Linked DNA regions of Homo sapiens: regions 1 and 3 are each linked to region 2. The links are chromatin contacts, found by Hi-C or POLR2A ChIA-PET in ENCODE. All regions are on one chromosome and are shown on one strand. Each heading gives the region's core, a stretch centred on a gene start or an enhancer-like site at or near the end of the contact. The rest is flanking DNA. Distances are from core to core; before and after follow the strand shown. Region 1 overlaps ZNF365 (zinc finger protein 365). Region 2 holds the start of REEP3 (receptor accessory protein 3). Region 3 overlaps LINC02625 (long intergenic non-protein coding RNA 2625).

Evidence for each region. A loop is a pair of places that touch in the nucleus more often than their neighbours do. ChIA-PET counts read pairs that join two places held with the same protein, here RNA polymerase II (POLR2A). Pooled maps may share reads with other maps.
Region 1: a loop to region 2 is called in a pooled map, with 6 times the contacts of the local background. The contact joins the enhancer-like site here to the promoter of REEP3 in region 2. A Hi-C loop is called at or near these places in 4 of 50 pooled maps.
Region 3: a map of ascending aorta shows a loop between it and region 2 (4-fold over the local background). The contact joins the enhancer-like site here to the promoter of REEP3 in region 2. A Hi-C loop is called at or near these places in 1 of 168 maps with a recorded cell type or tissue (ascending aorta). POLR2A ChIA-PET finds 5 or more read pairs at or near these places in 1 of 52 experiments (BJ).

The regions. Positions count from the first base shown.
Region 1 is chr10:62,382,682-62,386,245 of GRCh38, reverse strand. The region is part of intron 2 of ZNF365 (zinc finger protein 365); the gene reads right to left. Among named protein-coding and RNA genes, the nearest start is that of ZNF365, 10 kb to the right of the region's middle. RefSeq lists an enhancer at 1,431-2,630. Within about 2 kb of position 1,310, at least 5 of the 41 ENCODE cell types and tissues checked have a DNase peak (open chromatin) inside an H3K27ac peak, as active enhancers do.
Region 2 is chr10:63,519,802-63,523,333 of GRCh38, reverse strand. REEP3 (receptor accessory protein 3) reads right to left here and starts at 1,933. Exons shown (of 8, transcript NM_001001330.3): 1 at 1,757-1,933. The coding sequence starts at 1,788. It also overlaps a transcript of JMJD1C not described here. RefSeq lists a silencer at 1,248-2,297 and an enhancer at 2,688-2,737.
Region 3 is chr10:61,834,002-61,837,417 of GRCh38, reverse strand. The region is part of intron 2 of LINC02625 (long intergenic non-protein coding RNA 2625); the gene reads left to right. Among named protein-coding and RNA genes, the nearest start is that of LINC02625, 32 kb to the left of the region's middle. Within about 2 kb of position 2,142, at least 11 of the 41 ENCODE cell types and tissues checked have a DNase peak (open chromatin) inside an H3K27ac peak, as active enhancers do.

The DNA of each region.
Region 1 (3,564 bases), core at 61-2,560, 1.1 Mb after region 2:
TTAAGCTCTACCGTCATTCACTTTGATCTGCTTCCTACATGAGCCACAAACTTTAACTAGCAGCAAACGAGTGGCGGGCCCATGTGAATGCATCCCCAGCCCTTTCATGGTTCTTGCTTATGGTTTAGGTCCTTTGGGATGGAGTATTCTGGAAATACACCACAGGAAAATGGTTACTACTTCTTATTTCCAACATTAAGGCTTCAATTCATTTGGAGTCTGAGAATCCAAATTTCTACAAGCCTGTTGTAGAGATTTCCTGGGAGATATTTAGGATAACTGAATGATGCAACTGTCTCCAAACTGTACTTACAGGGCAAACAACCAAAAGTTAAAAAAAAAAGTACCATTTTTAAAAATTCATTTCGGTCAATATTTCCTACATCTTATTATGGAAATGGTTCACATATATTAAGGAAAATATAAAAATTGACCTTTTGGAGGATTCAACTGGGCAGGGACAGAATCAGCTTTTGTTCTCTGTTCTAAGTCCAGCACTCAACACATTTGTGTTTGACACACAATATTGAATAAGTATTTGTTGTAATTAATGTTTATAAAGGACAAGGAAGAAACTAAAAATGACCCAAAATCCCACCACTCAGAAGCAACTACTGTCAATATCCAGTATATTTTTTTCCTGTCATTTATCTCTGTGCACATTTACCATTCCAGGGCTTTCATGCTATACAGTCTAGCATATGCGAAGACAGCAACATTTGATGGCTTAATCTCAGGGGATTAGCATCACAAAAGCAAGAGAACAAATTTGAATGCAACACCTTTTATGATTGTGGCTGTATTTTTCAATCACATATTTTGCCACTGTTTCTACATGAAACTTTTAAAAATTAATATTAATGCTGATATTAATTTTTAATATTAATTTTAATACGCTCCTGGAATGTTATGCCATGTCACAGAAAAGAAGGATCTTTTTTCTAACTTCTCTCAACCAATTATCTTGTGCCCTGAAGCTGAGAAGTTAATACCTTCTGTATTTTTCAACCAACCTGGCACAAACTGCTAACCTAATTTCAGTTTGTAGATGTATTACATCAACTAGGGTGGAAAAAAACAGTTAAAACAAGCTTGATGGTATCCTATGATTTTGTTTTAAAAGACAGGTTAAACACAAGAGAAAGACTGGAGAAGTTCATCATACTGAGATTGTGTAGGGTATCTTTGTTAGATGAAAAAGGGATCAAAACCAAGTGACTAATTGTGGAATATCATGTGTGTACATCTCAGATCCACCGTTCATTCACATCCTGTTCAGTCTGGATGAATATCCAGAACCACCTCTTATTTCCCCAAAGAATCTTGGGGTTTTTCTGAATGGAAAAGAAAAGGGGTTAAACACATTGCATTTGTAACCTCTTTCATAATTACACTCCAAACAATAAAATATCCATTCAAAGTGCAAGACAGACCAATAGATTTCAACGTAAGAAAGTACAAAATGTTCACTGATATGGTTTCAGATCCCACATTGCAATGACTCTTTAAGAAACTACCAACTGTCACATTTGGCACAGCATCAAAGCAAAATATCCATGATTATCTGAGAAGGCTATTAAAATACCCCTCCATTTCCTACTATGTATCTGTGGGAGACTAGATTTTCTTCATCTGTTTCAACCAAAACAACAAATTTGCAACAGACTGAATGTGGAACTACCAAAGTCCAGCTGCCTTCTATGAAGCCACACATAAACTTTTAAAACAATACCGCTCTTTTCACTAAATTATTTTTGGGAAAACAGTTATTTTTCATAAAAATATGTTATTTACGTTAGCATATAATGGATACATGTAGTGAGAGAGTCAAACAATGAAAGAAGGAAATACCGAAATAAACACGTAATTACAAAGCTAGTTAAAAGTGACTAAGAAGAAGAATAATATGATGCTATCGGACAGAACAGTAGAAGACTTGTGTGGTTTTATTTCTGGTTCTCAACCCTGTGACTCAGAATACAGTGTGAAAGCTGGAAGGCCAGATGAGAAGATAAGGGCCAACCTGAGTGAAACTCAATCAGGGTGTGGGTGCAGACCAGTGTTGGGGAAATTTAACTGGTTCTAAGCCACTTCCGGCCCCATCTTCGACTTCTTCTTTATTTAAAAAAAAAAAAAAAGGCCAAATATTATTAAATCAGAGGTTTTAGGCTTCAGTAGAAAACATGCTTATTTAAAGCAATATTTGACACTAAAAAAAAAAATACCAGTACAATATAAGAAACTGACCTTGAAGCTCATTATTATGCAGAATGATTTCCAGATCTGGAAATCTGTCAGATGGATAGGTATCCAGAAACCAACACAGTAGAAGAGGAGCAATGAGGGAAAAAGCCCTTTCCAGAGAGCCAAACCTTCAGTTATATCCATTCACACATGCGTTCATTAATTTACAGGATGACCATATGGTCTGAAAAATAGATAATATTATTTCATTTTTTACAGATGGAATCCTCTCAGTTACTTCTTCTGAGATGGGTTAAAGACAGGTTAATTCAGAAAAATCAAAGACATGCTATCATGTGACCAATACACCCTAGAAGCATGTGCAGAGAGTAATGGAAATATGCGTTCACGCACTGTGGTGCTCACTGCAATTTTGCACAGGCATTGAACTATGCATTTTAATGAGTGACAACACGTTGATCCTATCATGTATTATAATCTACTATCAACAAACCATTTCTTATGTCTATTTTAACTTCCTTCATTTTTGCACTGAGCCACACTTACTTTTGGATATGCTGTTCCCTCTGCCAGGGTCATTCCTCCTCCTCTTCCCAAGCCCCCACAATTAATTATCAATTAACTATTCCTCTAACCTCAGACTCTCTTGCCAGGGAGTATTCTCAGACACATGCCCAGGTGTACATGACATGGCCTACTGTGTTTTCCACAGAAGTTTGTACCTTATCACCATGCACATCACAATGAACCAGTGTGCCATTTCCCCATTTGACCATAAAATCAGTGAGTTCAGGGACCTTGTGTGCTCCTTCACTGTCTGCAAGTACCCCCTGTACCTAACCTGAGCCCAGCACACAATACAGGATTAATGCATTTCTGCTGAATGCATGAAATGTGCAACTATATCTCTACTCGAAAATCATTAACCAACACAGAGATCCTTAAGTTTCTTTTTTCCTTTTTCCAGACAAGTACTGGGGCATAAAACCAATGAGTAACCTACGGGTACCTCCTACAGGAGTAGGGGGTGGGATCTAAAACTGATGCCTCTCTTCTATTCTTAAACACTTTAACATCAGCTTCTCCTCCCAAAGGCGAAGCTCTACCAACTTATTTAAATTTCACTTTACATGACTGATTTATGAACCTCTTCAGAGGAATATGAAACGGTAAAAATACCTCCAGCTAAAAATAGTCTAGCTATTGATCACAGAGCACCTCAGACAGACCATAACGTCAACCACAAGGCAAATCCCAAAGCAGGAGTCGACCACCTCCGAGCACAGGGAGCTTGGCTGCAAACCCATAGCATGGAGTCGGCTCCTGCGCTCTCTTTCCGGCACCACAGGCCTGAATCTG
Region 2 (3,532 bases), core at 684-3,183:
CTGAAACGTAATCTCCCTTGCCTTTTCTGATTCTCCAACCAGATATCCCTTCCTTGTCCAACACTGGGTATTAGAGTGGGTGTAACTTTTACAAGAGTTGACATTTGGACCTGTACTGCAGATATCTGTGCACCCAAACTGTCAATTCCCATGATCAACTACGTGTTACTGACCTTTGTGTTATAGGTAGCACCTAGAACAGACATTCATATTCATTGGCAATTATGAAAAACAAAAGTCTAAAAGTGCTTCACAATTTTCTGTCAGCTGAAGAACTGGTCAAAGAAATCCAGAGGCTTTTTTTTTTTTTTTTGTAAAGTACAGCTTCTTAATAGGGCACTTGATTTTCTAGGTGTGGACACAACAGTTGATAGACATCTACTAGGTCAAGAAAGGTATGCCTGAATTAGATAAATGACAGACTCAAAAGAGAGGCCAGGAAAAGGCTGAAAAACAATCTGAAGGCATCTGTGGTATCCTTTTGTTTATATCTTGATTTTTAGTTTCGTACAGGGGAACACAGGAAGCTCTGAGGCTTTAAAACTAGAAACTTTGCGATTTAATCAAATGAAAAATTTTGAATGCTGTGCTGCAAATCTGATTAAATAGGGCTAGTAATTCACTTCCAAACAAAATAAACCCCAAACTCAGAAAATCTAGCTCCTTTTAACAAAAAGTCTGGTAATGTTATTTTTCCTAAATTCTAAAGCTTATCAGAGAAGCCTGCCCCCTCACATAAACATTTTTTCATATACCTTTATGAAACCTTCTGAGATAACACTACTACAGAGGTGAATAATGAATTCATAGGCCCTAGCTGTAACTACGTCATTGTTTACTTGGTGACTTTTTTTTTAATCGGGGAGAGGGGTAAAATGGAGATGAGAGAAAATCAGTTTAAACTGTATTCAAATACATTTACACGATTAACACCACCAACTCAAGGAATTTCTTTTTCTTACAGACCTGTAGCACTTGTTGGTAGGAGAACAATGAAATGAACCCATAATTTGAACAAAGGCAACAGGCACCTGCAGCCTTTCAATCACTTAGCAAATATTTCCGCCGAGACAGGGCCGAATTCGGGGATCTGGGCGAGCAGCCGGTGTCACCTTTCTCGGTAAGCTGCAAATCTTGGGAAAACTAGGACCCTTCCCAGGGATCCTGGGCTGGGAGCGGTCTCCGGTTTTTAGACAAATCTCTCCTCCTACCACACGTGACCGAATGGCAATCAGCCGCCAAGAGAGACACCGCAACGCATCAGCCGCGGGATACAAAGGCTCGGCACTGCCGTCGCATCCTCGGGAGGATCGCGGAGCCTCCCGCGCTCGGCGTCTGCGGAGCCTGCGCAGGGAGCAGCTGCGAGGCGCGCCGCTCCCGGGCCCGCAGGGCGGTGCCGCGCTGCGCGGGGAGCAGGAGCGGGGAGCGCGCGCCGCCTGCCCTGAGCGCCTGCCCACCCAGCGCCGCCGGAGCAGGGGCGCCGCGCCGCACCGCACGCAGCCGAGCAGCGCCACAGCCGCCGCCGCCGTCGCAGCCGCAGTCGCCGCAGCTAGGCCCTCGGCCGTCGCAGGGAGCTCCGCAGCGACGTGGACCAAGGTGAGGAAGCCGAGGGCTCCCCCAGACCCTCGGCAGGCCCGAGGCCGGGCTACCCCGTCCCCGCCCAGGCCCAGGCCTTCCCTTTCCTCTCGGCTCCTTCCCCTTCCCACAGCTCCCCTGGGCCTCGCGCCGGCTGCAGGGCGCAGTGAGAGGCACTTACACCACGGCTCTGGAGATCATCCAGGACACCATCTTCACGGGGGCTTGGGCCCCACGTCCGGGGCGGGTGGGCGCAGGGCGCTGCGGACCAGGCCGCCAACGGCAGGCCGCGCGCTTCGCCGGCTCCTCGCGCTCCCCGGGGCCGCGCTGGCGCCCTCAGGAGCCGGGCCCGGTGTGTGCGCGCGGCGGCCTGGGCTGCGCAGAGGTCGGTCCCCCGCCCGTCCCCGCCCGCCCCCGCCCGCCGGCCCGGCAGCCTAGTCCGGACAGCACCCCGCCCCTGCGCTCCGCTGATAGGCGGTGGCGGCGGCGCGTTGGCCCGGGCCAGGGCTGGGGCCAGGCGGCCGGGCTCCAGGGCTGGGCTGGCGGGATCCTAGCCCGCGCTGGACGGCCTCGCTGCCGCGGCCTTGGCCCCTGCGCTCTAACCAACCTTACCCTCCTTAGCTCTTTGGGACGCCCACACTCGCGGCGAGAGTGGGGCAGGAGGCTGAGGAAGGGTACTGGAGGGTAGGGATTGGCAGTGCCTGTGTGAAAAGTGAGATATTCGCAGGAACTCGGTGTCCAATAAAACTCTCGACCAGGCCCTGGTTTTGGAGAGCCAAGACTTTGAGGTGTGCCTGGCCACATCCGGTATCCTCAGTGTTTACGGAGGCCCAGCACCAAAGGCGTCCTTATATTACCACATTTTAAAGGAATCGTCGAGAGGTTCTTGCACAGGCCTCCGTGTGTGCCACGAGTCTCGTGGTGCAATGCAGGGAGGGACAGAGGAGGATTTCATGTTTGCAGTAGTGGGTGCAGTGATACCACTGTTCTGGGCCTCTTAGGGCACCTTTTCATCAGAGCATCTGCAAAGACTGTTTACAGACACGAATCTCCATTATTTCCCTGAGGCCTGCCAGATGTTCAAAGTAAAGGCTGGGTCTAGGATTCCTGACCTGTCTTAAGATTTACAACTATATTACAGCTGTAAGATTTACAACTGTATTTTTTGGAGGTTGGGTTACTGCTTACACCTTGCTGTTCTTGCAAATATCATTTCAAGGGCAGACTTTTAAAACTGTTTTTTTTTTTTTTTTGTGACAGTACCAAATTGAGAAAATGATGTTAAAGTTTAGATATTTTTATTTTTTCCAGTTAAGACGATAGTAAAAGATAATTCTAGTATTCAGATGGTGCGAAGAATAAAAGATGAAATGTAGGCTTGGAGCCTTTAATTAAAGTCCTAGAAAATATGATGGCTTTTGTGACCATACTGTAATTTTGTCTTCTTGTTCCTCAGTTTCCCTGTGATAAAAAGGGGGTAATAATACTGTAGTCTGTCTCTTGCCTTTCAAGGGTGATATGAGGCACTGCTAAATAATATGTTTAGGAAATACTCTGACTTGCATGGAAGACAATCAAAGGACACAACAGATTATCCTAAATTATTTTCAGTTCTCAGTCAATAAATTGGGTAATATTTCATTATTTAAGAAACAAGCTCAGAAGCTACTTTCTACTCTTGGGTTAGGTTCTTTTCGCTTATTAATTCATGTCAAGACTTTTTATTTCAGGAATTTGAGTAATAATTTGCATTTAACTCTGAATCTTTTATTTTTGGCCATTATTCAGCATTATTTGAGGATCAGGTGTGCTGCATAAGCACCAGTTTTTTGGCGAACTCTCTTGTTCAATAAAACTCAAATGAATTTGAATATCATTCAGATCCCTTCATGAAAGGTCCTGAAATAGCTTTACAGCCTTTACTTTTACTACTTTCACCCCCAACTCCTAATGTACC
Region 3 (3,416 bases), core at 893-3,392, 1.7 Mb after region 2:
ATAAAGGTTGTTTGTAGAACCACACGAAAGTTAAAGCAAATATTACTTAGAGTGATTCATACCACCAAGAATTTGCAATGAAGGCAGAGGTTTTTTTTTTTTTTTTTTTTGGTGTGTATGTGTGTCTGAATCAAAGGAAATGAAATGTTTGTAATATTTTTTGGTTGATAAATTTATTAAAACATTTTAGAGGCTTGTAGTAGAAGCACAGCTGAAATAAACAGACTGACTGGAAACAGATTATATTCTGCTCTGTGGGGGAGGCAGAATTTAAAGGGGGAAAAATTCCCTGGATTTCAAAAATTGCCACCAGGTCACAGCAATACTTAATTAACTGAATACATTATGGGAGGGTTATAACATAGATGCTAAAAAAAGAGGGCGGGGTGGGGGGGAGTAGTCAAATTCATTTAATCCTGTGTTCTTTGCTTACAGATTAGCCTTTCAGAATGAGCAACCTGATTTTTTTTTTTTTTAAAAGGATCCATTTACCTTCCAGAGCTTTTCATAGCAAAACATTTTGCATGGTTGCAAAAGAAATTAATTTGTTGCCAGTTGCTCCACACTGGCAGGAATTCTGAATAAAGAATGTAAGCAATCTATCTTTGTTTGCAAGATATAATTAATCTGGCAGTTAAAATTCTTTGGAAACATTCTGATGACTTATGTGGAAAAGTAGCGCAGCATTTTCAAAGAAAACTCAGAACTGTATGCCGGGGAAGATAAAAGATATATGAAGTGTTTGTTCTAAGCGATACTATTCATTTAAAGATCATAATGTAACCCCACCCTAGCAATTATTGTGAAAAACAAGACAAATCTCCATCTATAGCTTTCTGACACAGTCTTGATTTGAGAAACAAAATAAGCACATTACTGTTATAGTCTAATAGACTGCAAGCTGTTTTATTAGAGTCAGCTGAATCCTGTTTTGCATAAAAAAGAACTCTGTTTGCTATCAAGAACACATTTACATTAATATGACTTTGACAAAGTAAAATAAAATCGCATTAAGATGATGTAAGTAGATAAGACAATGAAATCTCTGTGAGAGAGTTTTGGCACACACTAATTACAGTCAAGTCCCTGCAGAAAAAGAACATATTTTTACACCAACTATCCATGTGTTTGAAAATGTAGAGAGCCCAAAATGCAATCCTTGGTTTAGGTATTTCCTGAATACATTGTATTTCTGTGCTTCTGAGATAGGGTTTTTTTTTTTTCTTTAAAGGAGGCTGCCCGATAAATAATACTTTCATTTACAATAATACAAGCAAGTTTCTTTCTGAATACTAGCCTGTAATCATCCTGATTATTTTAAGGGACTTTCCAATACAGGGCAGCTGAAAACAACGTTTTAGATTACATGGTAATTTAGGAATGCATGAAAAGCTAAGCAGTTACCATAATAGGGTTCTGGATAAACTTCATGCTTTTTAGAGCAAAACATAACAACATATGTTTTGTGATTTGTTTCAATGATTTTTCTATATTTTTTTTGTTCAGGTTCTATCAAAATATTTGGAGGCCTCATCTGCGTACAGCATTTTTATAACCTTATTTTGAAAACTTTGATGTCTCTCTTTTTAGTTCAGTCATTAAAAGAAAGGCAATGATGGATGATGATAATGCCTCGGATTTTATGACTAATCAGTTCTTGGCAGTGGCCATATTTCTTCCGTAGTGAAACTTTAATACTCCTTTGGCCTTGCATAGGCTTAACAACAACAAAAAAATTTTTTGGAACTGTGTTACACCGGCTACTTATTAAGTATTAGCAAACAGTTATTATACAAAAGTTAGCACTCTGATTTAACACCTGACAAAATGGAGCAACCAGGAAAGATGATTTCTTCTCTTTTCTGGATTCTCACAAATTTTAGGTGCCTTGCTATTGTGTTTTTTTTCCCCCATGTTTTACATACAGGAATACGGAGAAAAGCTATTCAGATGGTAGAAATATTGAGGGGGAAAAAGTCTTGTAGGGGTGAGTTGGGCTGCCATTTGCATTTTTTCTTCCTGAACCGTCTTTTTGATGACACAATTTTTATGAAAAGCCTGATTTTCTGCCCCGAGTCTTAATGTATTGTTCTTGAAGTTGCAACAACAAACACCAGGTGTCTCCACTTAGCTGAGCTACAGGTTCTGAAAAGGAAGGCCACTTTGCCAGGAAAAGTTGAAGCTACCTTCCTTTTCCCTCCCTAGTGCTCCTGGCCGTGGCCTAGACAAGGCCAGAGGGCTGGCTGTGAGTAGGGGAGTGGAGTTTATTCTTTCATGAGTGCTCAGTTTAAAGCCTATTGACTCAGATTTGTAAGGGAACCTGATTTTTGTGTGGAAGTCATGAAGACTGGCATCCGTGGAAATACTGATACCAGTGAATTAGGCAGCTGTGGCCTGTATTGCATGCCTGTTCTACTCTGGTGGGGACCTGCCATCTTGGTTGGCAAGAAGCCCTTCCTGGGTGGATGGGGGCCTTCTTCTTTTAGGATAGCCAACTCCATGGGGACCTTCTGGCTGAGAACAACCAGATCAGAGACCCACAACCTAATGTGCTGGCTTCTTCTCTACCAGGGGCTGATGTCCCAAATCCCAAGTTGCTATTTCCATGAGCATATATTCTTCAACAAATAATCAGTTAATCTCTACTGTGTGCCAGGTACTGTCCTAAGCAGTGAAAAAACTAGAAAAACCTGCTCTCATAGAGCTTGCGTTAACATATGTCCCTTCCATTTGATGCCTGGGGTAAAAATCAATTCTGGTGTTTCTTAAAATGTGTTTTGTGGCATTCCAAGGATGGTAATAAGTATTGTGCTGAGAAATGTTTTCATATTTCATTATGCTCTGGAACTGCTGGGTTAAAAAGTGTCTAGATGCAAAACTCCTTAGTAACCTCTATATGCTAATTTGCATAGTCCCTTTCTAAGAGATGTCTTATTTCTCAAATATATTTGGCTAAGGAATAATTTTTTAAAAAATAAAAACATTCTCCAAGCCAATTTTTAAAAAACAAAATATGTCATTATTATCCTAGAGAAATATTCCAAACATTTTATTCTGTTACTCAAACACTACCTTCATAATTCTTATCCTGTCAGTTGGTCATCCTCATTATTTTTAAACCTAGAAATTACGCTGGATGTTTAAGTGAATGTTCTGAGGAATATACTTTGGGAAAAATTGCTTTGAGTAGTAGACATTCAAAGATTGGAAGATTTGGAAGCTAGAAGGAGGTAAAGAGGTTGGGGCTTAGAGGCCACCTGTAAGAGGAAAGAGATGTTTGCCCCTAAAAACGTGACTGTTGAAGCTGTGCTGGTATCCTTGCAGAAGAAAACTCTGTTCTCCATCAGTTTCTGAGCAGCCATCAAACAACTATTTTGGAAGACGGGAAAGCTAAGACATATGGGTTCCAGTCCCAG